Linked DNA regions of Homo sapiens: regions 2, 3, 4 and 5 are each linked to region 1. A link is an interaction called in ENCODE POLR2A ChIA-PET data of the cell type or tissue named here. Cell type or tissue: MCF 10A. All regions are shown on one strand. Each heading gives the region's core, and the rest is flanking DNA. Links, peaks and the distances in the headings are about the cores only.

The links. Peaks named below come from ENCODE experiments on the same cell type or tissue, not always from the same donor. Only the 100,000 strongest peaks of a DNase experiment are listed, where the experiment ranks them.
Region 2: POLR2A ChIA-PET joins it to region 1 with 10 read pairs; 9 of 35 experiments call an interaction of 5 or more read pairs at or near these places.
Region 3: POLR2A ChIA-PET joins it to region 1 with 23 read pairs; 8 of 35 experiments call an interaction of 5 or more read pairs at or near these places.
Region 4: POLR2A ChIA-PET joins it to region 1 with 12 read pairs; 6 of 35 experiments call an interaction of 5 or more read pairs at or near these places.
Region 5: POLR2A ChIA-PET joins it to region 1 with 38 read pairs; 13 of 35 experiments call an interaction of 5 or more read pairs at or near these places.

The regions. Positions count from the first base shown.
Region 1 is chr1:149,925,076-149,931,298 of GRCh38, reverse strand. SF3B4 (splicing factor 3b subunit 4) reads left to right here and starts at 3,496. Exons shown (of 6, transcript NM_005850.5): 1 at 3,496-3,573; 2 at 4,005-4,133; 3 at 4,381-4,923; 4 at 5,257-5,463. The coding sequence starts at 3,540. It overlaps MTMR11 (myotubularin related protein 11), which reads left to right. Exons shown (of 17, transcript NM_001145862.2): 13 at 1-39; 14 at 334-507; 15 at 752-934; 16 at 1,383-1,676; 17 at 1,982-2,648. The coding sequence ends at 2,170. RefSeq lists enhancers at 2,116-2,185, 3,320-3,699. In MCF 10A, for the core only: no CTCF peak of the experiment used is centred there; DNase peaks (open chromatin) are centred at 3,008 and 3,448.
Region 2 is chr1:149,993,747-149,999,969 of GRCh38, reverse strand. The region is part of intron 1 of OTUD7B (OTU deubiquitinase 7B); the gene reads left to right. Among named protein-coding and RNA genes, the nearest start is that of OTUD7B, 14 kb to the left of the region's middle. In MCF 10A, for the core only: no CTCF peak of the experiment used is centred there; a DNase peak (open chromatin) is centred at 3,899.
Region 3 is chr1:150,063,028-150,069,250 of GRCh38, reverse strand. VPS45 (vacuolar protein sorting 45 homolog) reads right to left here and starts at 1,475. Exons shown (of 15, transcript NM_007259.5): 1 at 1,301-1,475; 2 at 487-621. The coding sequence starts at 1,393. It also overlaps a transcript of OTUD7B not described here. RefSeq lists an enhancer at 1,519-1,848 and a silencer at 2,059-2,298. In MCF 10A, for the core only: no CTCF peak of the experiment used is centred there; DNase peaks (open chromatin) are centred at 1,520, 1,970 and 3,600.
Region 4 is chr1:149,846,170-149,852,392 of GRCh38, reverse strand. It overlaps H2AC19 (H2A clustered histone 19), which reads right to left and starts at 1,332. Exons shown (of 1, transcript NM_001040874.1): 1 at 799-1,332. The coding sequence starts at 1,279. The coding sequence ends at 887. It also overlaps a transcript of H4C15 not described here and the pseudogene H2BC20P. RefSeq lists an enhancer at 587-1,269. In MCF 10A, for the core only: no CTCF peak of the experiment used is centred there; no DNase peak of the experiment used is centred there.
Region 5 is chr1:150,007,805-150,014,027 of GRCh38, reverse strand. OTUD7B (OTU deubiquitinase 7B) reads left to right here and starts at 3,302. Exons shown (of 12, transcript NM_020205.4): 1 at 3,302-3,580. It overlaps LOC124904413 (a long non-coding RNA gene), which reads right to left and starts at 1,565. Exons shown (of 3, transcript XR_007066598.1): 1 at 1,503-1,565. RefSeq lists silencers at 3,141-3,190, 3,451-3,740 and enhancers at 4,261-4,310, 3,675-4,557. In MCF 10A, for the core only: no CTCF peak of the experiment used is centred there; DNase peaks (open chromatin) are centred at 3,257, 3,757 and 4,217.

The DNA of each region.
Region 1 (6,223 bases), core at 1,276-5,275:
TTCCTGACTCGGCTTGGGGGAACTGGGGCCAGTGAAGAGGTGAGAATGATTCGGGATGGCATCGGGGGCATATTACTAAGGAAGTAAGAGAATGAGAAATTATTTTGTATAATCCATTGGAGGTGAATCCGGTCAGAAGGGCCCCGAGGTTAGGCTGGGACGAAGATCCTGATGAGTGAGGCCTTACAAGCCCCTGCTACCCTCAATTCAGATTTTCATTCCCTGACTTCCATAAGTTCCCCCTATTCCCTGTGTTCCCCATTCCCTTATCATCTCGTCATCCTCCCTCTTTGGGTCCCAATAATCCCTTCCAACCTCTTAATTTCTTTTCAGGCTCCGGTGTTTCTCCTCTTCCTTGATTGTGTCTGGCAGCTCCTCCAGCAGTTTCCAGCTGATTTTGAATTCTCTGAGTTTTTCCTTCTTGCTCTTCATGACAGTGTCAGGGTTCCTGACACCCTTACCTTCCTGAGAAATACCCCCTGGGAGCGCGGAAAGCAGAGCGGACAGGTCAGTGACTTCTATTTTTGACTCGTGTTTTTTTTTCCATTGAGATGTACTCTCTGAAGTTTGGTCTTGATTTGTTTTATGAGAAGTGAGGTCTGTGAGTGGGGAGGGGGAGATTTATTCTCATTTTCAGGACGAGACTTTTGCCCTACATCTTTCCTAGAATAAGAGGTGAGAATCTCATGATTTGTCTCTAGATGTGGGAGGATTGTGTGTAACCATCCTTTTTCTTGCTTCCTCTGTCCAGTTAAACTCCTATACACAAGTCTACACCCCAGGATACTCCCAGCCTCCAGCTGGGAACTCTTTTAACCTGCAGCTGTCTGTCTGGGACTGGGATTTACGTTATAGCAATGCACAGATACTACAATTCCAGAATCCTGGCTATGACCCAGAACACTGTCCAGATTCCTGGCTCCCTAGACCACAGGTGAAGTGTCTAAACTTCCTAAATTCCCTTGACGTTCCCACAGGCTCATGCTACTAGACAGTGAGAAGTGAAAGACAAAATGTCTTGAGTTCCTTAGGGAAAGCTACTCCACTACTCTTCTGCAGCTGTCACTTATAGTCCCTGGGTGTCCCTAGGAAGACAGAAGACCTAGAATAGCACAGAGGGCACCCTTTTTGTCCTTCCTCAAGTCTGTTTACTCATCTTCCTGTCTCGTGCACACATAAGGTGCCCTAAAATCAACCTTAATCAGTCCCGAGGCCTAGTTGAAGCCTAATGAGGAGGGTAGAAGAGTTCTCATGGGGAGGCTTGTAGTTCTAGTCACCAGTGCAGTGAGTGGGTGGCAGCAGGACACCCTGTCCTGATCCAGATTGGGGAAACTAGGGTTATCTGGTCTCTCTGTTGCCAGTTGATTTTCTTTTCCTTTTAGCCAAGCTTCATGGTTCCTGGACCCCCCAGTTCTGTGTGGCTCTTCTCTAGAGGAGCATTGACCCCCCTGAATCAGCTCTGTCCTTGGCGGGACAGTCCTTCCCTGCTGGCAGTCTCTTCTCGTTGGCTCCCTCGACCTGCTATCTCCTCTGAAAGCCTGGCTGACCAGGAATGGGGTCTCCCCTCACATTGGGGAGCTTGCCCTTTACCTCCAGGGCTGCTGCTGCCTGGGTATCTGGGACCCCAGATCAGGCTCTGGAGACGCTGCTACCTGAGGGGAAGGCCTGAGGTCCAGGTAAGAAGGGAAAATAGACTGGGAGTGGGACAAGGGACTTGACTCTGCTGAACCAGATGAACAGGAGCTGGAAAGGCAAGGAGCTGAAGCCTCTGGGAGTCTGGGAAGTGAAGTTCTACTCCTCTTGGCATCAAACAAGGTTTGGGAGTGTAGGAGGTGCGGGAAAGTGCTTGTGGCTTAGATTAAGTGGAATTTAGGGCATAGCTGAAAGGGGAAACAGAATTAAAGACACCAGAAGTAGCAGAGAAGCAGGGGGCCAGAGCTACAACAGTATTCTTCTCTGTTCCTCTTTGCCTCCTCCCCAGATGGGCCTCTCAGCTCCCACAATCTCTGGCCTCCAGGATGAGCTATCCCATCTTCAGGAGTTATTACGGAAATGGACACCAAGAATATCTCCTGAGGATCACTCCAAGAAAAGAGATCCACATACCATTCTCAATCCCACTGAAATTGCTGGCATTCTCAAAGGCAGGGCAGAGGGGGATCTGGGGTAGAGGAGGGTTCTGTCTAATCTTTTTTTTTTTTTTTTGTATCTGCACTTGCAGCCTCAGCTTTCACACTTCAGCCCTTAAGTTCACTAAGAAGGTCTGAGTTTCTGCTGCAGATAGTGGTGTTAACTGCTCCAACTCTTGTCTTGCTTAGTTTCTACAAATATTTTTGCTTCTTGTCATTTGAAGGATTAAGAAACAAAAACAATCCAGAAATTGATCGGTTTTTTTAGGCCAATCCCATCCCTTCTGGATAACCAGATGTTAAATCATGAGATCAGAGATGCTGTTCATCAGTCCCAACAAGATGGCCTAGAAATCGCATTCTCACCTCGCCTTGCTGCTGCTTTAATTCCAAGTTCTATTTCTTCCCTTATAGTTTTCTATGGGAATGAGGCGGATACAGGAAACACCCTATCTCCTCTGTATTTTTGTAGTGGAATTTCTATTTAAGGGGCTCATTAAAGCATAGTATTTATACACATTGCTGGCATTGTTTCTTGTGTTTGAATAAAGGATTCTCCTAGGTAGGAAAGTGGTGGGTAAAAGGGGTGTATGACCCAAGAGAGGAAGGCATCCACCATATTATTGCTAAGGAAATAGGGGAACTGGGTTTGGTGAGGCTCTGCAAAATTCAAGTGCAATTTGGGGAAAGGGTTCTCTTGTGTGTGTCTCCCATTTAGAGGCAGATGGGGCCAGAGTGTTCTAGAGATCCAGACTCTAGAGCTCCGATCCCATCCACCCCTCAGCTGTGGTCACACACCAACGCGGAGCAGCCCTCACCCTCCCCATGCAATTAGGACGAGGTGAGCGCAGACGTCACTCTAAGCTCAGACATTTCGCAGTCTCCTCCCCTGAGGGAAAACCAAATACCTCCAGCCCAAATCAGGGTTGTGAGGCCAAATCTGCAAGAAGGCTGCAGGCGAGAGGGAAGGCTCCCTCTGCGCCTGAAAGCCCCCAAGTCCTCGGGTTGGGGGGAACTCTTCAGCACATCCTTCTCTGGACAACAGAAGAAGAATCACTGTCCACAAAATATATTAAAACTGAAATTTTTGTTCTTTTAGCTTTCGAATTTACACTTTTGAGAGCAGTGTGATTCTTTCAAGTCTAGCAGTGCATTAAGAGGGCCTGAGCGTTTCCGTTCCGCCCTCCTCGCTAAGACAACTAGCAGCGGCACCTCAGGACGCGAGCCGAGGACTCTACCGCCCGACCCAGGTTAAGTTTCGGAGGCTCCTAAGATGGCTGCAGCCGCTTCCAGGCACCTCCTCTTCCGCGGCCCCGCCCACCGCTACGTCCGTCTTCGCCCCGGAAGTGGAAGTCGTGCTGAGGTCAGAAGGCGGAACCGCTGCTGGGAGACGGCGGGATCTCTTTCGCCATGGCTGCCGGGCCGATCTCCGAGCGGAATCAGGGTAACTGGAGGGGGAAAGTCTGGAATGGGCTCAGCGTGGCTAGGAGGCCCCGACTACAGCCAGCAGTGTCTCTGCAGGGGTGGGAGACTGGACTCCTCCCTTCCCCAGAGGGCGCGAGACCGGCCCTCTGCCTGTTGGGGGCGGGGTGGCCGGGTGCTGGCTGAGGCCTCTGGGTGTGATACTTAAGTCCGGTCCCCTGCTGACTTCTCACTCAAAAAATCAAAAAAACCCACTCACAATACTAAATTAGACTTCAGAGGATTCCCGAAGTCCTGGGAAGAGAGAAGTTTAAGGGTTTAAACTTTTTTTTTTGCTCCTGTCCCCTACCGCGGTCCCCAGTTCCCCTGGTTGGGTTCCATCTTCATGTTTCCATCACTTCCTTCCTTCCCGTTACACTCTCACGCTTGCTCTTTTTGCTCCCTCCCTTCAAGATGCCACTGTGTACGTGGGGGGCCTGGATGAGAAGGTTAGTGAACCGCTGCTGTGGGAACTGTTTCTCCAGGCTGGACCAGTAGTCAACACCCACATGCCAAAGGATAGAGTCACTGGCCAGCACCAAGGTGAGTACATGACAAGGGGCGAATTGCTCCCGGAGGGTCCCAGCAGTATTCACAACTGTTTTGGAATAACATGAGCAACCTAAAGATTTTTTTCTTTTAAGCCTCTCTTCAGTTTATTTCTGGAACCATTCTTAAGTAAAGTGATGTTGTTTCTTTCTTGTTCTTTGTGATTAGAGGGTAGATGAATTTTACCCCATTTTCAGTCTCTTTACTTACGTTGTTAACCTCCTCTTCTCCACTTTTCCAGGCTATGGCTTTGTGGAATTCTTGAGTGAGGAAGATGCTGACTATGCCATTAAGATCATGAACATGATCAAACTCTATGGGAAGCCAATACGGGTGAACAAAGCATCAGCTCACAACAAAAACCTGGATGTAGGGGCCAACATTTTCATTGGGAACCTGGACCCTGAGATTGATGAGAAGTTGCTTTATGATACTTTCAGCGCCTTTGGGGTCATCTTACAAACCCCCAAAATTATGCGGGACCCTGACACAGGCAACTCCAAAGGTTATGCCTTTATTAATTTTGCTTCATTTGATGCTTCGGATGCAGCAATTGAAGCCATGAATGGGCAGTACCTCTGTAACCGTCCTATCACCGTATCTTATGCCTTCAAGAAGGACTCCAAGGGTGAGCGCCATGGCTCAGCAGCCGAACGACTTCTGGCAGCTCAGAACCCGCTCTCCCAGGCTGATCGCCCTCATCAGCTGTTTGCAGATGCACCTCCTCCACCCTCTGCTCCCAATCCTGTGGTATCATCATTGGGGTCTGGGCTTCCTCCACCAGGTAAAGCTTTTGGTTAAAATATGTTTGTCTTAAGGTTGGGGGAGAGGGTCAGGAGGAAGAAGAAAACAAGTCTGAAAGGGGGACAGGGGACATTGAGTCAGTGAGTTGATGGGAAGAGGACTGAGGGGTGATGGTAGTGGTGAAGAAGAAAGTTGTTGGGTTTCTTTAGGAGGGTGAAGTTGGTTGACTTTTCTAACATTGCTTTTGATTTTAGAGCACTGGGAGGAGGGGGAAAGAGCTCACCCTGCCTGGAGAGGCCAGATCAGGACAGGCTCTTTAAAGACATTTTCTCCTCACTACCATTAACTCTTCCTTTTTCCATTTCCTCTATAGGCATGCCTCCTCCTGGCTCCTTCCCACCCCCAGTGCCACCTCCTGGAGCCCTCCCACCTGGGATACCCCCAGCCATGCCCCCACCACCTATGCCTCCTGGGGCTGCAGGACATGGCCCCCCATCGGCAGGAACCCCAGGGGCAGGACATCCTGGTCATGGACACTCACATCCTCACCCATTCCCACCGGGTGGGATGCCCCATCCAGGTAGGTGTGCTTTGTTGGGAAAGGGAGGGAAGAGCTTGGTAGAGCATCTCTGTTACCACTCACCCTGCTGCCCTTTGTTCCTCAACAGTAACAGTTTCAGAGTTTTCCTTTCCTTCAGACATTCTATTATAAAAACATACAAAATGCTCTCTAACATCTACCACCCTGAATCCATTTCTTAAGTTTTTCTGACAAGTAGACTCTACTTGCCAGTTTTTATTTCTTTAATCTTTAGTTCCATTCTCTTCTCTGACTCCACCTCAAAGTGGTGACCTAATTGCCAAATCTCGGGGACGCTTCTGCTCCTTATCTAGTTTGACCTCTGATATACTTGAAACTAGTTGTGTCCTCCTGTTTGAAATTCTTGTCTCTTTTTGCTTTTGCTTTTCTAGATCCTCCACCCCTCTCTCTGACTTCTTAATCTCAGCTACCGTGATAGACTCATGTCTACTTGTGCCTAGATTTTTGTGCTTGTTTCTCTTTTCTGCATATATCTATAGTTTTAATTGGGTATATACTGATGCCTCCTAGGTCTGTATCTCTAGTCCGTAGCTGTTGATATTCCAGATCCTTGATGCTGCTGCTTAATAGATAGCGTCATTTTTCTATCCCTCTCCTTCAAATCCATTCTTCTTCTAGTGTTCTTTTTTTTCAGGTGCTTAATTCATGAATCTGAGAGCTATGTTTGACTGCTCCCTATCACCCCACTCTTAATACCAAGTCTTATTTGTATCAGTGGCATCTCTCCCCATGGCCAGTG
Region 2 (6,223 bases), core at 1,410-5,409, 69 kb before region 1:
GATAGAATGCAGCTTTGAAAGTGCCAGTGCTGTGTTCTAAAATAGTTCTTTGAAAAGTCAGGGTCATTTTAAATGAGTTAGTCTACTAGTGCCTTTTGAATCATTAACAGCTAACATCAAAAGAAAAGGAAGAGCGAATTCCTCTGAGGCTTTAGTGTTAATTAATATTGATATTTACATGAAGGTAGTCGCATGTGAAGAATTAAGACACGACAGTGGGAAAATACAATGATGCTAACTAACAAAAATGTAGTTTGTTTATTTATTTATTAGGGACAGGGTCTCACTATGTTGCCCAGGCTGGTCTTGAACTCCTGGGCTCAAGCCATCCTCCTACCTCAGCCTTGTGAGTAGCTGGGACTATAGGTGTGTGCCACCATGCCTAGCTCCAACAAAAATATATTTTAGAAACTTATCTCCTCTTATGTGTTCCATTGTGAGCATCTGCTTTTGCCTCCCTTGAACTGGTAGCTCACCTGGCTAAGTATGAAACCATCAATTTCCTGAAAATTTCTATCAGTTCTAAGGGACAGGATTCTCTGACATGAACAATACTTGGTCCCTGTTGTTTACTGACATGAATAGAGACTTTCCATACCCCTTCTTAGAACTCTGAAAATAGAATTTGAGAGTTAGACTTAAGAGTTTCTGTGTCCTAGCTTCTTTGCTTGCCTAAAATAAATTCCTGGCTATTTGGCACAAGGTGTCCTGTCATTTTAACAACTTTAAGTTCCTTCTTTCTCACATCTTTGTAATTTTGTATAATATACTAGTTCATTATGAAAATTGAGATTTAAATCATCTGTGCAAATTTCCCTTGATGTTTGCTGCTTGATTGAAACTACAAATTCCTTTCCACCGAACACTTGGCTGTGCACTGGAATCTGGGGACAATGCACTAAGGAGATGCCAAGGAGGAGTTACCCAGTAAATAAATAAGCAGGAGGAGAACTGGCCCCTTGGGAATTTATATTCTGGGTTACATAGGACATGGTTACATACAGATAAATGCATATAAAGAAAAAAAATGTGAGAAACAAATACAGGCTATGTAGCAGTATATCTAATATCATATAGCATTTTAGAACTGAAAAGAGATTTACATATTGTCATTTTCTAGGTGAGGAAAATGAGACCCAGAAAATTTAAATGACTTGTCTAAGGTAGTAGTTACTGTCAACAGTTTATTGGATATCTGTTCTCTGAAAAGTTAGGCTTCCAGTATATTATAGAAACAGTCAAAGTCATTAAGAACTCACTAATTATTTGTGAACACTGAATATTTGCATAAATAGATAAATAGTAATACAAGTCCAAGGTACTAAGTACCAAGTGAGGAGTACAGTTACATAGCTATATAGAAGTTTAAAGGGAATAGATAGGGAAAAGTTTTACCTTTATGGTAATCTAGACCTTAGAGAAGAGAGAAATATAGCGGGGAAACATTCAAGGTGGAGAACCAGTGAGCTGAGCTCACCTTGTTTTGGGGGCAGGAAAAGTAGTTTGTAGCACAGTGTTTTACCTAGGAGGGCAATAAGATCAGTAAAGTTAGTAAAGTTAGAGAGTTAGATAAATTGGAGTGAGACTTAAATCTCAGCCAAAGGAATTTGGTTTTTATACTTATACTGAAAAATCTCTGAGTAGGGAATTGTATTGTATGAATTAGTATTTTAGGAAAACTGATTCAGCCTTGTGGTATAAAATAGAGGAAAGGATACCAGTTAGAGGACTGTTATAATAGTCCAGGAAAAAGACTGTCTACAAGGGTAATGGTAATGCAGAAAGGGGGAGAGATTTGAGTAATTTGAAGAGAGATAAGGGGAATTTGGTAACTGATTATCGTGAAAAAGGTTAGGTAAGAATGATCACACATTTTCAGTCTGGGTAATAGCAATAAGGAGAGCTGGGTTTGGTGGGTTTCTGATGCCTCTCCGAAGTGGGGTACCTTGGTAGACAGCTTTGAAAGGTACTGAGTCTGGCTCAGCATTCTCAGTGGATACTGAATTCAGGGTTTAAGTAACTGGTTTATGTTTGCATGCCTAGTAAGTAGTAGGACTTGGTGTGTATCGTCCGTTCTTTTGATTGTTGTTTAGTGCTCTTTCTACTAGATCACATTGCTTGAGAAGAGATGGGTCAAGTGGTTAAAAACAGAACAATGCCTGGAAAACAAAATGGGAAGTTGAAGACCACATTATGGTGAGGTTTAACCACAAGCTGTTTCAGTTCCGTATGGGTTTTCCTTATATTTAGACACAAAATGTGTGTACTTAGTCTATCAGGCTCTTAATGCAATAGTGGCCTGGGTTTCTTAGAGCTATCTTCTGAGATTCAATTCGTCATATTCAAGGGGAAAGATTTCTTTAGATTTTGGATTTAAGTGCATAGTCTCTCTGACTCCCAATTTGAAGATACAATTAGTGTCCCCCCACTCTCCCTGCAAGAAGGTAGGCTTGCTTGAGTTGAAAGCTGTGGGTGAAGTAGCCTCAAAGGCCCATTAGTCTTTTTTTTAGTAAAAGGAAGAGAGCTTTAGACCCAAATCTTTGAGACTTATTTACCCTGTCAGCAGTTAAAAACAATTTACTGACATAGATCTTATTACCTGAAAGGGAGAGTAAATACTATAAATCAATTGAGTATTTTTGCTAATAGGAGATTTTTTACAGCGTTGAATAGCCTTAGATCTTTTGTATTTGCTTTTAAAATACATAGTCAGGCATATTTAAGATGTGACTCGTTCCTACCCCTTTTCTTGTTTTCTTCTTTTGCCAGACTTTTATCTATGTGATAACAGATACTTGAGGATTGAAAATACAATTTTCTGAATCAGCTAACACTTGTTATGCACCTACCGTAAGGGACTGGCACTGTTATTTAATTTCGTCTGCCAAGACTAAATATTCTCGGATTTTTTGACTAGGAACTCAGCTGCTTCCTGGAACTCAGCTCCTTGCTGTCACAGTTTTAAGCATTTTTAAATGTTTTCTGCTAGGTAATGCTCACAAGAAATCCTTGTGCCTGTTATTAAGCTTCTAACTCCAGAATAAGCACCAGTCATCCTAGGTATGGCCCATGATGATAGTAATAAACATCTTCTAATGCTTGGCTTCTTCCATGCTTATCCTATCTTATTCGTGGCCACAGCTCGTCTGTCATAACTTCTGACCTGGCTGGAGAATAAAGGGAAGAAAACTTTACTCTTTAGTAGCAAGATCCTAGCCTGAGTTATACTAAACATTTTATATAACACCTCATTTATACTCATAGCAATGCCATAAAATAGATACTGTTATGCAACCTTACAGATTAATTCATTCAAAGTATGTATTAGTGTGATTTAGGCACTGTTTAAGGTCCTGAGGATGCTATAGTGAATGTCAGATGAAGTATCTGCTAAGCAATAGAGACGTTAAATAATTTACCCAAGGTCACAAATCAAGAAAGTAACAGGTAGGATTTAGATATAGCTCTAACGGATTCCAAAAGGAATGTCTGCAACCATTGTTACATTATGCCACTGTTTACATATATTGGATGTTCTCTGTGAATATATAAAGGCATAAAAATAGGTGGAACCCCAGTTTTTTTTGTTGTTGTTGTTAAAAATGGTCTTGATGAATCCAAGAAAGAAATGTGTCTTGGTGCTGAAAAGCATACTTGCACAATAATGCTTTTCCTCTCTTCCCCTTGCCTCTCCCTTCTCCCTCTCCACTCACTTGTACCTGGGTATAAACTGGACAGTGTGACCTGCTTTGGCATTTGAATGAGTTTGTGCTTTGAGAACTAGGAGAATGTTGTTTGCTTGTTTCTTTTTGGCTTCCTGAAAGTTCGTGCCTGCTTGCAGGTTCTTTCTTGTAGCACAATGGTGAGTAATGTGTTGTTAACATTGTAATGTGGTCATGCGAGTTGGAATTTTTTTTGTTTTCCCTCAGTTCTCTCTGATGAGTATGCAGGTAGGGACTCTTGAGTCAAACTTGCCTGCTCAATTCATTCAAATAGAAAAAGCTTTCTGTATTCAGAGGACTAGAAAAGAGTTTTGAGGTTGGAAACAATACCAAGATCCAATGTCTTTTGCCCAGCTGAAATTCAGTTTTGTTAGCATTCTAGGTTTATTCTTTAGCTTGTGCTATCTAAGAGAGGACTTGTTTTAGATTACGGCCACTATTACCGTGTGCCATACCTGGGATGTGTGGTCTTTACTCTGGAGTTAGCATCTTCAGAACAGGTGCAAGGATTTATTTTGAGCATTATCTCGTAGAAAGCATAAAAAAAATGCTGAAGACTTAGAGCGAGTAGCTGAGTTCCAGTAGGAATTGAGTTCCAGTTAAGTTCTAAGGATTAATTAGGTGGGATCAAGGTTGCCAGTGTTTTTTTTTGTTTTGTTTTGTTTTTTTGAGGTGGAGGTTTGCTTTGTCACCCAGGCTGGAGTGCAGTGGCACGATCTTGGCTCACTGCAACCCCTGCCTCCCAGGTTCAAGCGATTCCCCTGGCTCAGCCTTCCTAGTAGTTGGGATTACAGGCACGCACTACCATGCCTGGCTAATTTTTGTATTTTTAGTAGAGACAGGGTTTCCCCATGTTGGCCAGGCTAGTCTCTAACTCCTGACCTCAAGTGATCCACCTGCTCAGCCTTCCAAAGTGCTGGGATTACAGGCATGAGCCACTGCGCCCGGCCAAGGTTGCCAGTATTAGAACTGTCTGGTATTGGAAAGCTAATCAATTTAGTATTGGGGATCCAGGAGTATCTGGGCATAGTTGATGAGGTTAGCGAGATGATTTATGTGGATGTATCTAACCCACAAGTAATGCATGGTACTTGGATTAGGTGCACAATAAACGTTAAATCTTCAAAAGGTCCTTGAATGCTAAATGTTGTCAGTTTGTCTTTCTAGAGCAGCTTCTTTATTGTTAGTATTCCTTCTGTAGAAGAATATTTATTAAGTATTTAACTGTGGGTAAAGCATTTGGGAAAAAGATTGAGGTAAACAAAGATTTATAGTGTCAAATTCTTGCTGAGACTGTAATCTTAACATTTATACACTGAATCAATTAGACCTAGCATTTAAGGGGATAATTTACAGGGAAATTTTTTCTGTGATGTTTGCATTGCTAGAGTCAGTCCAATGCTTTTTTGATAGAAATAACTTCTTGAATTGAAAATGCTTGCTCTTCAATTCCAGTTAAATTGGGTTTGATTAGCCAGGCATGGTGGCATTCGCCGGTAGTCCTAGCTACTCAGGAGGCTAAGGCAAGAGGACTGCCTGAGCCCAGGAGTTTGAGGTTACAGTGAGCTATGATCGTGCCACTGCGCTCCAGCCTGGTTAATAGAGCAAGACTCTTGTCTCTTAAAAAAACAAAAAATTGGGTTTTTTTTTTTTTTTTTTTTTTGAGATGGAGTCTTGCTCTGTCACCAGGCTGGAGTGCAGTGGTGTGATCTCAGCTCACTGCAACCTGACCTCCGCCTCCCAGGTTCAAGCGATTCTCCTGCCTCAGCCTCCCAAGTAGCTGGGTTTACAGGCGCATGCCACCACACCTACCTAATTTTTGTATTTTTAGTAGAGACGGGGTTTCAACATGTTGGCCAGGATGGTCTCGATCTCTTGACCTCGTGATCCGCCCACCTCAGCCTCCCAAAGTGCTGGGATTATAGGCGTGAGCCACTGCGCCCGGCTGGGTTTTGTTTTTGATGTTTGAGATAATTGCCTATGATATTTCCTTTTATCCCCTCTTCATTTTTTTCAGTGAATGAGGTAATAATACATTTGAAAGTATTTTATGAACTGCAAAGTTAGCACTTGTTATCACCACCACCACTACCAATAATAGTGTTAAAAATAATAATGGGATAGGACTCACTCTTAGAAGGGTTGGTTTCTTGGATTAATTTCAAGAAGGCTCAGAACACAATGGATGTTTACCAGATGGCTTGTGTACTAATTGATACCTTTTGTAGTTTTTGTGGAAAGGAGAAGGAAAAACAGAAACCTTCACTGAAAACTTGGCCTATGTAATTGTGGTCATTGTGAAGCATTGCCCATACTACTTGTACCCACTCAGTATGGGGCAAGAAAGTTTAAACAGGATTTACATGTTTGACCCTAGAGGCTTAGAGTACATTCTATTGGAAGCATCTGTCTGCACAGGAAGCAACTCATCCCAGTTTTGGTAAGATCAACCACATTCCTATAATACAGATATTATATAATAGATATTTTAAAATGTATCG
Region 3 (6,223 bases), core at 461-4,460, 140 kb before region 1:
GAAGGCTGGATACACATGGGCAGATCAAACCAACAAAGTAGGGCTTTAATGGCTGGGCTAAATATAGATTTAATCATGGAAGTAACATCAAGCCACCACAGGTTCCTGAGCATAAATGTGAATAAAGTGGCAAAGATTCAAGACACTCATAGCTGTATATAAAATTAAGTGTTGATGGTGTTCAATGTGACAGATACGGAGGTTAATCCAGGAATAAAGTAATGTGGGTCTCCGTTAAGAGTAGTTCATTAGTGGCAATGGGAATGGCTGTGAACCTAAAAAACATCTTGAAGGAAGAACTGGCTGTAAGGGGTCAACTGAAATATGGAAACAAAACAAGAAAAATGAAGGTTATAACACTGATGAACCAGGATAATTATGATGCCACAAATTATGATAATACAAATTTATTTTGCCTTCTTAATGCTTTCAGATCAGAGTGTTCTGCATCTGCCTGGGCAGATGGAAGCTCAGTTTATGCAGTACCTTTGTAGGTCGAAGAAAACAAATTGCCTTCAGGTGTTTCATGATCTCTCGATTTTGAGAATCAATGCGTTCAAAGAGGTACACTTCCTTCTGTAGAATCTCCGATTGTGTGTATACCATACTCACTATGCCAGTCTGTAAAAACAAAAGATTAACTAAAAGTATGCTAGTCTAGAATAATAAAAACAAGTAGCACATCTAACCCTCTTTTTTCATTAATACTTAGCTGGATAACTTAAATAGTAATATACGGAAAACATTTACTGAACATCCAAACAGGTAGGTAACATACGAGAATGAAAAATACGCTCTATCCTTTCAGCTGAAGCTTCAAGATTAAAAACAAAAAACATGGTCTCTTTGAACAGGAACAATCCATAAGTTTCCAAAAATATTTTTTTCTATCACCTTAAAGAGTTTTGTTTTCTGGTCTGTGGCCAACAAATAATCTGTCATTTCAGCTTGAGCTCCAACAGCTTTACTTTAAAAACACAATGTTGAGTGGAAACAGTAGGCCCATCCCAAAGCCTTCCAAGTGCTCTGACATATTAATGATTTCTTGGCGGGGACATTTAGAAAAGGATTTCTGATTCCAATAAATTGTTCCGGGTAGAAGTAGTCTCTAGGCAGTGGCTGGAGCCATGTAGACTGAAAACCCACCGGGCAAGCTTTATATAAACAACTTTTCAATTCCACACAAACCGACCCTCATTTTCGTATGTTTAATTAAATGCTAAGTCCTACAGTGGAATGGGACGAGCAATTGTAAGGTTGAGAGGGTTCCTTCACAAATGCTGAGCAAAAGCAAACTCACCGTCTCTTTATCCATGAGAAGTACTTTCATACCAGGCCCGCTGTCCTCTATCATTTTGGAAATGTACTGCTTCACAGCAAAAACCACGTTCATGGCGGCGAATTGACAAGTACCCTACAGCCCTTCCCGCCCCCTTTTCTGGCTAAATTAACCCCCAGTCTGTTGGCCGGGTCTCAGCTGCTTCCTCCCAGCCGGGATTCGGCTTCCGGGAGTCCGGGCAGCCACGGTGCTGGGAGTTGTAGTTCCGCTGGAGTGTACAGGGGACCAAGCCTACCCCGGGGATGGAAAAATCCGGCTGAGACGGCCTGGGCCGCTGCCACGCGCGGGCGTTATTCTCCACCCACCTGCGGCCTGAAGATGCCTGAGGCCCGGACTCTCAGACCCCTATTGCCCTTTGGTGCTGGAGGCCCAGCGGCAGCCTGAAGCCCAAGAGAGTGGAGCCTCGCGAAATGAGGAACCTGGCACAAGGTTTGCTTGGAAGCAGGAACGACGGAGTGTGGCTACGTGCCCTATTTGCCATTAACGCTTTCTTGCATGGCAGTGAGAGATGAGGGCAAGGGAGGTGGCATAATGCTCCCGGCCGCTTGGGACTCGGAGAGACGGCATTTAATAAATCACACGCGGTATTTGCGAAACAGTGGTCGAGATTCGTCTTCCCGGGTTCATTGCGTCATTAATAGGCGGGAACAGTGCCCCTGTGTTGAGGCTGCAGAGGCCCTAATTGGTTTTCCCAAGACAGAGGGGCATATGAGATTGAACAAATATTTGTTGAATGAATGAACAAAGGGAACGCCTTTTAGGGATGTTTCTGGGGGAAAGGCCTGAGGTTCTCCAGGAGGGTCTGCAGCTAGGGTCGGCCGTGGGGGCTCGCAGCCCGCGGGACCACCGGACCTGCAAGCGTCCCCCTGCCCCGCCCCCGCCTCGGCGCTCTGAGCAATTGGACTCTGCCAGCTCTAACTCCGGCGGGACTCTGAAACTCAGGCAAGAGCCGAGGTGACTGGGTCCTTTGAAATGGGTAGGGGACACGTATCCGGTAGAACTAAAACTAGCGTGGGGATTTGAAGCCAAAACTCTCAAGTTTTTACTGAATCTTAAAACCATCAACTTCCAAATGTCTGCATTTGTCTTTACACCACACAGGTCTCCCCTCTATCATGGCATTTGTCGAAAAGGAGGGTAGATGTTTGTTTTTCGCACCTTTACTTTGGGGAATTGTAAAATCAGGAAGATAATAAGAAACAATTGTTAGAAATCAGTAACTAAAAATGCTTATGAATATTTCCACCAAAATAATGACCAGTGTTTGTGAGGTCAATAGATTCAGGATTACCAAATAAATTCTTTCATTATATTTTAAGAAGTACACAGTTAAAATAGACCAATAGCACTTTAACATTAATCAGCTTAAGATTATGCAATATTATATATAATTCTCAAATCCCTTAAGGGAGATCAGAAACTACTGAAATATAAGAGATTTTTGTCACCTCTGAAATTGTGAAGAATATGTTTTTTTTCTTTCAGCTTTTCTACCAAGTAAATAAAGCTTCCCTTTAGGCATTTTACTAATTTTTAGATGTGTTTTGAAAGAAAAGTCTTAAGTTATATATTAAAGTGAAAATGTGAATCTTTAAATGGATACAAGAAATGTTATATGAACATTCCATTCTTATCAATTTAAATGTTCGTATCTTACAGAAAACATGGAAACAACGCTAATGAAAATCCTGTAAATCCTGTAAATTACTGATATTTGAAAATTCACTGCCAATCTCCTATGTCACTTGGTTTTTATTTTTCTTACCTATAATTTAGATTGCAGTATAGAAGATTTTTCCCCATTTTCTGTGCTTTTTTAAGAAAGAAGGAGATAAAGACTTGTCTATGAAATTCGTGCCTTTTTAAACAATAGTCAGTCTGTAAGCAATAGATGGAAAGAATCTTTATCCTTTTGATGATTTATACTTGGGCACATAACTTTTTGAGGGACGAGGAAAATACCTACTTGACACTTACTAACTCATTCCATTTCACATAAAATTTCATTGATGTCAGTGGCAGTGATATTTTATACATTGAGCGATAAGATATGGAACATAAACATTTTGAACAAAATAATTATTACATATTTAAAGGGTGCTGTGATGGTCCTGAAGTTAGACAGCATCCTTCCTTCCTGAAGAAAACCACACAAGCCATTTTAAATGTCTCCAAATTAAGAACTTCTTTTGTATCCCCATACCTCTAAAAATAGAACTGAAACCAATGATAAAATCCAAGCTCTTGCTTTGTGACTCATCCAGGATAAACCCAGTTACTTGTTTTGTTGCAGGCAAGTGACAGCAAATCCAGAATATGAAGTGCCTACTTATTTTTAATTTAGGGTATAAGTAAACTATAATAACAAGAAATATTTTCAATAGTAAAGACATTAAATTTAAAAAATAAATCATGACATCCTTCAAATATGAATGACTACATTAACTTAAAATCTTCAACTTGAAAAATTTGTTTTCACTGGGTCCAAGAAATCAGTGCTTTAAGGATAGAAAACAGGAAGTCAAAAAATGCAGTATTGGTCAGGCACGTGGCTTACTCCTGTAATCCCAACACTTTGGAAGGCCAAGGCGAGGCCAATCGTTTGAGTCCAGAAGTTCAAGACCAGCTTAGACAATATGATGAAACTCTGTCTGTACAAAAAAATACAAAAAATTAGTTGGGCATGGTGGCCAGCGCCTCCAGTCCCAGCTACTTGGGAGGCTGAGATGGGAGGATCACCTGAGCCCAGGAGGTTGAGGTTACAGTGTGCCACTGCACTGCAGCCTGGGTGACAGAGTGAGACCTGTCTCCAAAAAAAAAAGCACTATTTACATTTGTACATTTTATTTAGGCTTGTAAATATGTAAGTTAAATAATCAGGAATGATTATCTAAATAATTAAATGTACTTCAGCTTTCTCCATGTATACTATTTAGAGGTTTAACTGCCCATTTTGTGTTTAATCAAAATCATGATTTTCCCCCACCAGAGCTCAAGGCTTCAACACAAAACAAAGAATATGTAAATAAGCTTCAGCATAATTATAATAACAATATGGCCAACTCAGTTATTTTAGATTATTAATTCTCTATTTACTATAATCCTTGTTGCTTCATGTTAACACTTCTCTCATAAGCCATGGATAGGAAGGAAGTAAAGATGAAATTCAATGAAACTGAAGTTAATTAGATTTCCTACTTGATAACAATTGAAAAAAATATTTGCATAAAGAATGGCAGTATTGGCCAGGCACAGTGGTTCATGCCTGTAATCCTAGCACTTTGGGAGGCTAAGTCAGGAGGATTGCTTGAGCCCAGGAATTTGAGACCAACCTGGGCAACATAGCTAAACCTTGTCTCTACACAAAATTTAAAAATTAGCTAGGTGTAGCGGGTACATCTGTGGTCCCAGCTACTTGAGAAGCGTGCGGTAGGATTGCTTGAGCCCTGGAAATCGAGGCTGCAGTGAGCCATGTTCATGCCACTGCACTCCAGGCAACAGAGTGAGACTCTGCCAGAAAGAAAAGAAAAGAAAAAAGAGAAGAGAAGAGAAGAGAGAAAAGAAGAAAGAAAGAGAAAGAAAGAAAGGATTACTTGTGTCATACAACTAGTATTTGTGCAGTGTTCTTAATTTCTCTAACCATTTCTTCATCAGATAAATGGTAATAACGTAACCTACCTCATGAATTTGTGAGAATTAAATGAAATAATGTGCAAAAAAGTATTTTACACAGTGCCTGGTGCATAGTAAATGCTCAATAAATATCAGCTTCGATTATTAGAAATCAAAAGGTAAACATGTTTTAGCTTATTTTTCACTTATGGTTATATGTATTTCCCATTGACAAGAAAATTTAAACATAGAATCAATTTCAGAAAATGTCATCCATAGCTTCTAAATATAATTTCCATTAAGACTTGATCTTGTATTACTATACAATAATAGAAATACTAATGGGAAGATTTGACCTGCTCCATCATAATTTGTAAAACATGCAATTTTTATGAAGAAAAAACTTAGGAAAAATATGCTTCAAGTGATTTCAGAGGCTTAGTGTCTACGCAGCCTCAAATCAAACAGAATTTGTTAAATTTTCATCACAGTTCACCAACTGTGATGTGCTGAGCTTTATGGTAGCAAAAGCATTTAATAGCTTTAAATCATTGAGTAAAAATTATCTGCATGAAGAGTTCTGTCTGCACATTCAATAATTTCAGTGATTCCACCTTTCTGAGTAGGTAAATTGATAATAGCCACAGTGAGAATATTATAGCTGAGTTGGCTTGTAGCATGACTACCAACCAGCTATCAAATCCTGTGCAGACTCCTTTAAAATAACGATCCTGAATTCATACTTTTTATTACAAATAAGTTCACCATTTGTAGCATTTTGAGATGGCCAAAGAAACTGGATTTCTGTATTGCAACCACTCCACAGCAAGAAACATTTCTTTTTTTTTCTTTGAGACGGTCTTGCTCTGTCACCCAGGCTGGAGTGCAGTGGTGCCATCTTGGTTCACTGCAACCTCTGCCTCTGGGTTCTAGTGATTATCATGCCTCAGCCTCCTCAATAACTGGCACTACAGGTGCCCGCCACCAAACTGGCTAATTTTTGTATTTTTAGTACAGGCAGGGTTTCACCATGTTGGCCAGGCTGGTCTCGAACTCCTGGCCTCAAGTGATCTGCCTGCCTTGGCCTCCCAAAGTGCTGGGATTATAGGCATGAGCCACCATGCCTAGCCTAGAACCATTTCTATCTGCAGAAACTACAGGTAATATACTCAGAGACCTGAGTAACTGAAAATTTAGTTAAATAAGATCTTTGCATTCCCAAGGATGAAATGATCTAGTCTGAGTGAAATTTTTGGTGATTTGAGCTTGTTA
Region 4 (6,223 bases), core at 1,376-5,375, 79 kb after region 1:
TTTCCTTCAGGGTGAAAGTCATTTTCCATTGCAGCTTTGTCAGATTGTTCCCTTTCCGCCCTTCGCTTCCTTAGAACACACTGCCCGCAATACCCCCCCTTTCTTGCTGCGCCCTACAGCTCCCGCGTGGAACCTCATTCTTCCATTTGCCCCCCGCCCCCAGTTGCTACTTGGCGGATCGTTTTTCGCCTGTCGGGTGCCTTTTGGGTGGGAGAGGTGCCCGCCCCCAGGACGCAAGATTCCGCCTCCGAGGCCCTTACTCTCCGCCGCCAGGGCGCTTTGGAAAACAAAACAGAAACTAAGACTTAAGTCAGCTCAGTGAAGCCAAGACCCAGCTCCGCCACACTAGCGAGCACTACCCGCTCAGGGCCCTCCCCATCGGGGGTGGGGACGAGGAGCACGTCCCGCTGGTGCCAGACTAGGTCTAAGTGTCCGGCCATAGCCTGCGGAAACCACTAGGGAAGCGCGCGCTCCGCGCGCAACACTTCAGCGCGTTGGGTACTGCCCGCGGCGCTGGTGTTTGTGACTGTGTGGAGCGGACCGTGGCGGCGCCCAGGACGTTTGGTGCCTGCACCTGCCCTGGGAAGTCCTAGGACTGGGGACCCACTCATCGAAGAGCCAAGGCAGTTACGTGCTCCAGATGGAAGACGGCGCGCACACACACACACCCCGCCCCGCCCCGCCCCGTCCCGTCCCGTCCCGTCCCGTCCCGTCCCGTCAGCTCCAGGTTCGCTATTCACTACTGAGGAACGCTGGACTGAGAGTGGCCAGCATTAACAACTCTTTTATTTGAAAACGTGGGTGGCTCTGAAAAGAGCCTTTTGAGTTCACAGGTGCCCCTTCGAGACGCGGGCCGGGCTGGGCCCACTTGGGCCGGACGTCAGCCTCACTTGCCCTTTGCCTTGTGGTGACTCTCCGTCTTCTTAGGGAGCAGTACGGCCTGGATGTTAGGCAAGACGCCGCCCTGGGCGATGGTGACTTTGCCCAGCAGCTTGTTCAGTTCCTCGTCGTTGCGGATGGCCAGCTGGAGGTGACGAGGGATGATGCGCGTCTTCTTGTTGTCCCGAGCCGCGTTGCCCGCCAGCTCCAGGATCTCGGCGGTCAGATACTCGAGGACCGCAGCCATGTAGACGGGCGCGCCGGCCCCCACTCGCTCCGCGTAGTTGCCTTTGCGCAGCAAGCGATGCACTCGCCCTACCGGGAACTGAAGGCCAGCGCGGGACGAGCGCGACTTGGCCTTGGCGCGGGCCTTGCCTCCTTGCTTGCCACGACCAGACATGACAGCGATAGTAGTCACCGAGAGAAACTCCTGCCTGGCGATCGGGAAAGTCGCCGAAAACGCCGCTGCTTCACCTTTTTATAGACAGAACGGCGATTGTCCACGGAGCACTTTGATTGGCTCAAGCAAATTTTGTCCCGATAGCCAATAGGATAGCTCAGCCAGAATCCACTCATTTACATAATCTCGTCTCCCTCGCATTGCGCGCCGCGGAAAACTCGCGAACCATAACGCAGCGTCATGCGCACAGCCTCTGTAAGTACACAGTCGTTTCCGGTAGACCCCGAGCCTACCGCTCTGCTTGCGTTCTCGGGGGTCGGTGTCGGTCTTGGGTCTGGCCATGCCTGAGCCTGCAAAGTTCGCGCCGGCTCCCAAGAAGGGCTCCAAGAAAGCCGTCACCAAAGCCCAGAAGAAAGACGGCAAGAAGCGCAAGCGCAGCCGCAAGGAGAGCTACTCCATCTACGTGTACAAGGTGCTGAAGCGGGTCCACCCCGACACCGGCATCTGGTGCAAGGCCATGGGCATCATGAACTCCTTCCTCAACGACATCTTCGAGCGCATCGCGGGAGAGGCGTCCCGCCTGGCGCACTACAACAAGCGCTCCACCATCACGTCCCGGAGATCCAGACGGCCGTGCGCCTGCTGCTGCCCGGCGAGCTGGCCAAGCACGCCGTGTCCGAGGGCACCAAGGCGGTCACCAAGTACGCCAGCTCCAAGTGAGTCCCTGCCGGGACCTGGCGCTCGCTCGCTCCCTCCCTCCCTCCCTCCGCGGGTCGCCGGCTGCTTTGTCTCCAAAGGCTCTTTTCAGGGCCATTTAACCACCTCAGTTAAAGAATCTTTCTTGTGTTGTCAGTCCCAGTTGATGTTTTTGGCTTCACGTCTGGTTAACTTTAGGAGAGCACACAACACCAAGCACAGATAACTATTTTCTTTTCACATAGGCATTGCTATAAGTAAGCTTACATAGATTGATAGTGGTATCTTACTATGGCATAGATAGGTTGGGGCTTGCCTTAGAGGGCTGCTCTTGAACTGTCTTTGGCCTGGTTACGTACCCGTGAATATGTGCCCAGGAGATTGTTTCCTGTTGAGAAACGCAGTGTTAATTTTGATAAGTTTATGTAAGATCAAATTGTGTATATGAACAAAGGTTGGGTCCGCTCTTCAGTGGTAAAATGAAGGTAGAGATTAAATGCATTGTATGCTCTCAGATGTGTACTTAAAAGGGAATAGCTCAACTTTTATATATGGTATCGAGAAACCTGAGGTTTTTATATCATTGGTTCACAAACACGTGCCTACACCACCACTCATGTGAAAATTCCTTAAGGAGGTAGATGGAAGTTCGATTTTGATAACCAGGAGTTAACACCGATAACCTTCTGCGCTTTCTAGTTGAGATACCCTAAAATCTACCCAATACCATTAAATGGTTTTTTTCCCCAAGAGTTATCACTCGGAAAAGCTTGTCCAGTTTAAGGGTTTGTTCCATACAATAGCAACAAAATATACGATTTCTGAAGCCAGAGTTTGGGATCCCTGAAGAGGAGAAGGACCACCAATTTGCAAGGGAGGTTGATTAGGTTTGTTTTCTGCTTTGGGAACACTGGACTTGGAATCACACAGCCTCATTAACCTCAAAATATTATACTGATTGCTCTGGGGATCGTAAATCCTAGGCTGGCCACAATAGAAGCGAGGAAAGCAATTAGGAGGCTGTTGCAGTGTTGTGGGCTGGAACAGTGATTAAGACTTAAAGTCTCTCCAGACCAGCAGCATCAGCATTACTTGAAGTTACTAAAAATGAAAATTCCCAGGTTCCATTATTTGTGTTAAGCTTTCTGGGTGATGGTGATATATGCTAAAGTGTGAAAAACAACGGATAAATGACATGCTGGAGTGCAATGGTGGTAATGGAAACAAATGTTGGATTTTATCTTTGAGGTAGAATTAATAGGTGTGGCTGAGGAACAGGATTTAGCTAACAGTGAAACCCCTAGATTTTTGGCTTGAGCAACTGTGTAGATAGTGGTACTATTAGGATAGAACACTGAGAGAAGATATTCGTTGGGACACTGAAGGGAGATCCAGAGTTCCGACTGAAATTTGAGAAGCTCTTTGCTATTCAAGTGGATATGTGCAGTTGACAGTTTGAGAGATGCATCTAGGGTTCAGTAAAGACAACACAAGCCTGTCTTTAGGGTCTACCTGTGAACTGTGAACACAGCAATGAGAATGATGGACATCACCTTTAAGTATTTTTCTAGACTTTATTACTCATGTGTTTGTCATGAGGTGTAACTTAGTAGTTCATAGTCCTATAATGTATGTTATTGACTAGGTAGCATTTATTTTTCTAATTGTTTCTGTTATAGTGCTGCCACATGTGTTTCCCAGAAACGCATTTTACCCACAGTTCTTAGGGTTGGCCTGATTAGTTTAATTGCTGTCTGAACCTGCTTCTTACTGTGATTAGTTCAGGAATCTAGATCAAACTCATTGGCATTTAACATTTCAGGAAGTGAACTGAGTAACAACTAACTCAGCAGGGGAGTGTAGTATGCTATTATCTTTTGGGAAAGCAGCTTATTTGCTTTCAAGAGGCAGCAGGAGGATGGACTGTCTTTAGGTATGAAGGCAAGAATGATTATAGACAATATGCAGAGGAGGACACAGTGTGGGAGAATCAGGGAACTGAGCCACTCATGGAGTTCAGCCAACCTTGGATCCCTGCTGCACCTTTGGACTTCCAGTTAAGCCAATTTGTCTGACATATTTACTTATACCAGTTTGAATCTTGAAATATTTCAGGAATAATAATTTCCTAGATAAAAGGAAAGACCTTTCATGAAAGGTCTCAAGTCAAATAGGGTCAATTAGGACAGAGTTGCTCCAATTACATATTTGGAACAGATGTCCAAATGTTAATACTTGACTAAGGCTAAAGACTAATATTACCATCACAGGAAAAATGTCCAGGGTTTTTTTTCAGATGTGAAATTTTATTTAAAAATTTTAAATAAACTAAATCAAAAAATTTTAGTAGTTGTACTAATTTCCTGGGGCTGTCAAAGTACCACAAACTGTATGGCGTAAAACAACACAAAGTTATTCTTTCATGGTTTTAGAGGCTAGAAGTTTGAAATCAACGTGTTGGTAGGGCCATGCTCTCTCCAAACCCACTAGGGGAAGACTCCTGTCTTTCAGTGTCTGGTAGCCCCACTTGTTCTTTGGTTTCTGGCAGCATAACTGTAATCTCTACCTCAGTTTTTTCATGTATGTCTCCATGTTTTTTTACTTTCTTTCTTGAGATGGAGTTTCACTCTTGTTGCCCAGGCTGGAGTGCAGTGGCATGATCTTGGCTTACTGCAACCTCTGTGCCCCGGGTTCAAGCAATTTTCCTGCCTCAGCCTCCCGAGTAGCTGGGATTACAGGCATGCGTCAGCACGCCCGGCTGATTTTGTATTTTTGGTAGAGATGGAGTTTCATCATGTTAGTCAGGCTGGCCTCGAACTGACCTCAGGTGATCCACCTGCCTTGGCCTCCCAAAGTGCTGGGATTACAGATGTGAGCCACTGCACCCGGCTGTCTCCATGTCTTCTTATAAGGGTATCAGTCATACTGGATTAGGGCCCACCCTAAAGACCTCATTTTAACTTGATTACCTCTGTAAAGACCCTGTTTCCAAAGAAGGCAAAATTCTAAGCAACTAGGGGTTAGACTTCAACATATCTTTCGGGGGGACACAACTCAACCCATAACAGTAGTCAATGGCTGTGGCAGGCTAAATGTGGCTCCCAAATATGTCCATATCCTAATCCCTACAGCCTGTGAATATTACCTTATATAGCCAAGAGGATTTTGCAGATGTGATTCTGAGATTGAGAGATTATGCCAGATTATCCAGGTAGGCCCCAAATGTAATCACCACAGTCCTTATAGGAGAGGCAAGAAAGTCAAGTGTAGAAGGAGGCGATAGAAGGAGAGAGGGATTTGAAGATTAATAGGCTGCTTGCTTTGAAGACAGAGGGAAGGGACCATAAACCAGAAATAAACCTCTAGAAGCTGGAAAAGGCATGGAAATAGACCCTCCCTTAAGGTCTCTGGAGGGAGTGCAGCCTTGATTTCTACCGAGTAAAATTGATTTTGTACTTCAGACCTCCAAAACTGTAAGAGAATGACTGTTGTTTTAAAACCATTGAGTTTGTAGTAATTTGTTGCAGCAGCCACAAGAAACTAATACAACATCTATATAGAATTTTTTCAATAATTGGAGAAATTTGAATATGGATTGCATATTAATATTACTGAATCAGCATTAAATTTGTTAGGTGTAATAATGTGATTGTAGCTATTTAGGAGAATATCCTATTTTTAAGAGACATGCCACCATATTTAGGGAGAAGTGCCAACATATTTGCAGTTTATTTTCAAATGGTTCAGAGGCTGTCTGTGTACATGAGAAGACAAAGATAAGGCAAATGCAGCAAAATTGTAATAATTGGTGAATCCAGGTGAAGGGACTATGGCTGGTCTTTGTACTTTTTTTTCCAACTTTTCTGTAGGTTTAAAATTTTCAAAATAAAAAAATGGGAAATACTTTAAAAATTGTAATCAAAGACATTAGTACAGAAACTTTCATAATGTATTTTATTTTTACAGTAAAATTAATTTATGTAAATTGATAGAATTTTACTAATTTCACTCCCAAGTTACATTAAAAGGCTTACATATGTTTGATAATAGCATATGTAAACTAGAACTCTGAATGATATCCATTGGTCATAATACGTACTATGTAGCGGTAATGGTGACTTTTGTGATTGCACAAGTCTAGAGATGCCCCAAATGACATTGACTTAGACATCTGGTTATTCTAAGGCTGAAACTGAAGTTGAATAGAAGGTTTTAGTCAAATACTGAGATGAAAACTGAGGCAGTCCT
Region 5 (6,223 bases), core at 1,525-5,524, 82 kb before region 1:
ACGTATATATGTGTGTGTATATATATGTGTGTATATATGTGTGTGTATATATATGTGTGTGTGTGTGTGTGTGTGTGTGTATATATATATTATTTTTTTTTTTTTTTGAGACAGAGTCTCACTCTGTTGCCCGGCTGGAGTGCAGTGGCGCGATCTCGTCTCACTGCAAGCTCCGCCTCCCGAGTTCACGTCATTCTCCTGCTTCAGCCTCCCAAGTAGCTGGGACTACAGGCGCCCGCCACCTCGCCTGGCTAATTTTTTGTAGTTTTAGTAGAGACAGGGTTTCACCGGGTTAGCCAGGATGGTCTCAATCTCCTGACCTCATGATCCGCCTGCCTCAGCCTCCCAAAGTGCTGGTATTACAAGCGTGAGCCACTGCTCCCAGCCGAGCCCTAGATATTTTTTTAAAAAATATGGATTCATGGTCTTCAGTTCCAAGAAAGAATTCTGCGTCAGTCTGAGGTTCCTAGGCATGTATAATATGTAGTTTTTAAAAACTCCCCAGAACCAATGGTCTAAATTATATTGGTGGCGGTGGAAAGGAAGTTATTTTGGTTTGGTTTTCTTTTCCACCACAAAAGCATATAAATGTAAATAGTTTTTTTCCCTGCCTAGCTACAACCTTTCTCTGAACATTTTCCCCAACTCTAGCCATTAGCCCCAGTATTGAAATAGTCTCTCTTTTTAGTTTCTCTGGTGAAATGCAAAGCTCTGGTTTTTCTGCTCTTGCTTAAAGTGATGTAAAAGCTCAGGGAGCTCCTTGAAGCAGCCCTTAGAATTGCTAAGACGAGTAAACAAAAACAGATCTCTAGGGTGGAAAAGAACTTTGGACAGAATAGCAGTTGAGGGTGTGTGGCCCTGTGTACACCGGTAGGATTTTGTCTGGTGCTTTTACCTTTTTTCCCTTACTATTCTACCTAGCAGCAAGAAATAGTCAACTGTGTTCTGGCTGCTGCCAATGTCTACATTAAACAGCTGCCTCTGAGCATCCAACCTAGTGCCAGCCTAAATGGCTGCATATCACTAGAGAAGAAGCCTCTAGTTTCTACGCAGAGAAACTGAGACACAGGAATGGGAAGGGAGTCACTTAATGGATTAGGGACTGGTTGAGCTGGGACCAGAACCCAGGTGGCCTGGCTCCCAGCCCAGCTGACCACACTGCTACCCACACAGCCTGGGCTGACCAAAGACAAGCAGCCCATTGAGCAACTGCACAAACAACAATGAATGATGGATGGTCAGAGCAAGAAATAGGCACAAAGCAACTGTGACCCCATCACTTCCTGGCCCCTAAATTTCCAGGCAAGCCTATAAAGTGTGGTCACTTAAATGACTTTGACCAGCAACTTGGCCCAGCTTTCAAATCTGGAGACCTTCTATGGTCACTGCCAAAAGAAAAAGTCTTATATTGAGGGTAGAGTGCCTTTGAGCTCCACGCCTGGTTCTATTAAGTCTGTGGCAGTGGCGTTAAGATTAGAAAGACATATTTATATGGGTATAACCTGGTTCTGGACAGCTGTGGTGAAACAAGGCAACTTTCAGATTTTGAGGCTCCTCTTCTACAGATCTGTGCTCCCATCTCAGATTTAACTAGCAAAGGGTAGGTGTGGTCAGTGATTGTTGTCACAATCATTCCAGAATGTTTGTGTAGAGTTACTAGAATTTCAGTCTTTTCATTCTAAAGTATTTTCATCCCTCTCACCTTTCTAGAACGACACCCTTTTCAGCTCCTTTCCAACGGCTGTAGCCAACTGATTCTACCCCAGAGTCCCAAGCGTCCACCCCCGTACCCTTCCAGTTCAGTTCAGTTAGAGTTCAGTTAGAGTCAATTTAGGTGACCAAATCTCATCCTGCTCTCCTCCTTAAATTTACCACTAAACGGTAGCTAAAATTTGTGGTCCCTTATACGCTTGAAGCCCACGCCAAATGACTTTACTTGTCAACCTCTATTGTATGTCTTGGATATGCCCCCATGCAAGGCACTCTGACTTGTTTGGCCTTAGCATGTGTGGACAGCCTTGGGCCCAGCCCTAAATTTTCGATTGTAAACCCAGGTGTATCCCTAAGAGATATAGCTGTCTAGGAAGTTTCCCTGTTTCAGGTGTCAGTTTCCTATTCTGAGCTAGACAATTCTAAAATGCCTATGCCCCACGCCTCCCCTTTAGAAACTGAGGAAGAAGTGAGGGGAAAGAAAAGTTGACTAGAGTATTTGTTTTTACATAGGCATAATGGGCACAATTAGGCAATACATTATTTTGAATATGCAGACCAGGTGCTATAATGTTAGGAATCTGAATTAAAATTTCAAATGTCTTTTGTTAGAGTATAGCCGGGGTTGGCATCGTTTTGTGTTTGTCATAAAGAGGTATTTACTAAATGGCCTTTCTTTCTTGAAACAGTCCACACAGGCCTAATACTTATTCATTCATTCAACAAATATGGAAGGTCTACTATGTGACAAGGATGGCTTATTATGTTCTCATAGCCATAGCTCATTGTCACTCAGGTAGGACACATACAAGTTCTGCTACATATAATATAGTTTTATGTATTTTACTAAATTGTAAAACCTTTGATGTCTGGGATTATGTCTTGTTAATTTTTGTATCCCCCTGTATCACTGAGAGCAGTGATACACATCACAGGGATACAATACATATTTGAATTATGCCATAATGTTTTAAAAGACATAACAAACGCACTAGAAGACATAACAAACGCACTATGTAAGTTTTTTTTACTGTTAGCAGTCTAAAGCAGATGTATCAACAGGGTATCACTGTTATGCAAGTAAATAAATATTAAGTGTTTACAGAGAAGGATATGTTCACTTCAAGAGTGAAGGAACAAGAGAAATATATAATTGGGTGGAGACTGGTGTGGAAGAAGCTAATCTTCCTCCGGTCACTCCAGAATGATTGTGTAGAGTTACTAGAATGTCAGTCTTTTCATTCTGAAGTATTTTCATCTCTCTCACCTTTCTACAACTACTCCACCCCTTTCAGCTCCTTCCCAACGGCTGTAGCCAACTGATTCTACCCCAGAGTCCTAAGAGTCCACCCTGTACTCCTCCAACTCCTGTTCAAGAATGCTCCAGACCAGGAGCTTTAGGGACTCGGGTCGGGAAAACACGGGGTCACGCGCGGGGCAAGCGCCAAACTGGCCGCAGCCTGGGGAGCGGCGCTAAAGGCGGGGCTGCGACGGGGCGGAGCGGGAGGAGGCCCGGGGGCGGCCTGGGTGTCACCACCAACCCGCTCCGGCCGGAAACTGGCGCCTGTTTCCGGCCGGACAGCAGAAAGCCACCGATCCTGAACCAGCCGCCGGAGCCGGAGTGGCGACCGGGTGCGGAGTGGGCAAAAAGCCACTGGGGGAGGCCAGTCCCGATCAGTCCTTTCTGGCTCCAGCTCCAGATCCCGTGCGGAGCAACAGCTGCGGTCGCAGTCTCCACCACCGCCTCCACCTCCATCGCCGTCGGGGGAGGGGCCGGCCGGACCCCGGGGTCACTGCCGAGGAATGAAGAGAGGCGGCCGGGCCCCGCGCTCCGCCCCGGCCTAGGGCCTTGCCCCGGGAGCCCGCGAGGGTAACGGAGCCCCCCGTCCTGACACCGTCCCCCGTCTGCTCCCGCCCCTCCCGGCTTCTCAGACTCGCAAACTCTGCTCCTCAGATCGCCACTGTCCCCTTTCTCCTTTCTGAATCTGTTTCACCCGAAGCCATCTCCCCTCGGCACTCCTTTCTCGCCCTGACTGCTCCTTGCTTCGTCCCGATCTTTCCTCCTCCCTTTCACCTGCGTCCTGCGTTCCTACCCCGCGCTCTCCAGCTCCCGGCCTCCCTTCCTGAGCTGTGCTGGCCAGTTTGGACGGTCCCCCCTTGTCAGCTAGACTTTCGGGAGGGATGGTGGAGTTTTAAGGTGATTAAGATGCAGTGTATTATCCCCACAGTAGGATAAAGTTCATTTAAAATCTCAATATAATACTAAAATGAAAAGCAAATAAGCTTATTCTTCCTATTGATAGCCAAACTAAGGTGCATACAGTAATGGAGGAAAGGCGAGAAAAAGGTGTGTGTGTGTGTTTGTGTGTGTGTGTGAGAGAGGGAGAGAGACGGAGGTTGACGGATTCTAGGGCAGTCTTAAGAACTTTAGAAAAAAGAAAAGTTGCCATGAGCCGATGGAAACTTTAGAAGCTGATGATGAGTAAGCCGGGGGCTGCGTGATCTCACTCTTCTCATAATTACTAGGTTAACGGTGTGGCTCCGGTCGGGATGGAATGGGATTTGTTTACTGGGCCGGCGTATTTTTAGCTTGTCGGCTCACAAGGACCAGCGCTCAGAGTCTCTTTCTCCCCGCTCGTGGTAGTCTTTCTTGTCTAACCTAGGTGGCTTCTCTGGGCACAATAAAGATGTAAAAATTTGAAATTAGAAACTGACTGGTGGAATTTTATGGAAGAAGTTCCCCACAAACTTTTCAGGCAGCTTTTCACGAATGCAAAGCCTAGAATTAGCAGGACGTTGACTTTTATTTTCCTTATCTTTTTATACGTACTACGTAACGCTTTGCTTAGAAATTCACATGCTGCTAATTTTTCAGTCTTTGGCCTCTAGTACTGTATATTTAGGAGATTTTTGAGGAGGCTGGATCCCTTTGTCTTTCAGAATCTATTTCAAAGGTGGAAAAGGACAGAGTAGAGAAAGAGGTGGCGGTAAGACTGGCTCCAAAGAGTTGCTAACCCCTAAATATTTAAAAAAGTTTCTATGCTATGTAACTTCTGAAAACATGTAGAAAATTTTCTTCCTACTAAATGAGATTGCATTCCTGATGGGGAGAAGACTTCAGGGACGGAAGCTGGGTGGCTAGGGAGAATCAGAGGTAGTTAAATATTTGCTGTGTATAACTTACAAATACATTATGCGCAAACAATGAAGAATTAATTATACGCTTTGTCTTCATTGTTTTTCAAGTAGTTCTTTTAACGTTCAGTAACCAACCTGCTGTGCTAGTCTATTGATATTTTGAAGGCTGAACAAAACTGTAAAATAAATGAACTTGATGTTGCTCCTCTGCAGGCTGAATACCCCCGACCGTTCTAATTTCCACTATTGACCCAGCTTGCCTCAGAGCACCTCCCTGACAAAGTGGCCAGTTACTATGTACTTAGAGATTGCAAATCAATGCAAATATTAGCTCATACTAGGAATAATTAAGAAGGTAAATATGCTGAAAACATATATTCCAAAACCAAAATAGATTTTTTCGATTTTACCCTCATTTTTGATTATCACCACCTTTCTGCCAATAATTATCCGTTAACATGAATAATTTAGAATTGAACAGATATCTGCTTTGGACATTACACTTTCAAGATAGAAGGAAAGATGGAAGGAAGATAGTGCCAAACTAATTTTTTATTGTCATTGCCTTATTTGACTTATTCCTTGCTTTTAATACTGAAGACTCCCTCGGAAAAAAATGTAAAACTTTGCCAAAGCAAGAGCTGGCTATCTACTGACTTGTATAAGGCCCGGTGACTGGTAATGAATGCTAATCATTAGGTGGCCTTTAGTGGCCTTATGTTGCCAACAACTTGGAAAATTTCCCAAAGCTTTATTTGTTTAATCTTTCTTTTGAGACCCCTATTTAAAAAACGACTTAATTTGGAGACGAAAATCTAATTTTTAAAAACCACATACACCTTTCCCAGAATCTGTTGATGATCAATAATTGTTTTGATCTGTGTGAGTTGATTGGTGCCAATATTAGTGATGATATCTGGGTAAATTCTATTTATATCTGCATCTAGCAACTCCCTAAGTTGAACTGCATACTTTATTCCAGGGCATGGGGATCAAAGGGGTTGAAGAAGCCTAGGAATGAGTGGAGAGCTGCCTGGTAGTCCACCACTATTCCTAGTTCTCAGGAGGCTTTATTTGCAATTTTGAGATTCAATGTATGTAACCAAAATAAGTATTCTGATTGTTATGAGGGCACTAAGTGCCACTTGTCAAAGTTTTGGAGCTCCTGAGTATCTTAAGCATGCTAAAAGACACTGGCCATTATAGTGTGGGTGTATGTGTGTATGAGTAGCACTCTCCTTACCCTAAACACTCATCCCACCAAAGGGAAAATCCTTAAACAGCGCTTTGAAATGTGACCTCAGCAGTATCTTTCCTATGGGAACTTAGGAGCTGTGGAATAGCAGACTGTGGAATCTTTTTTGTAGCCTCTGAT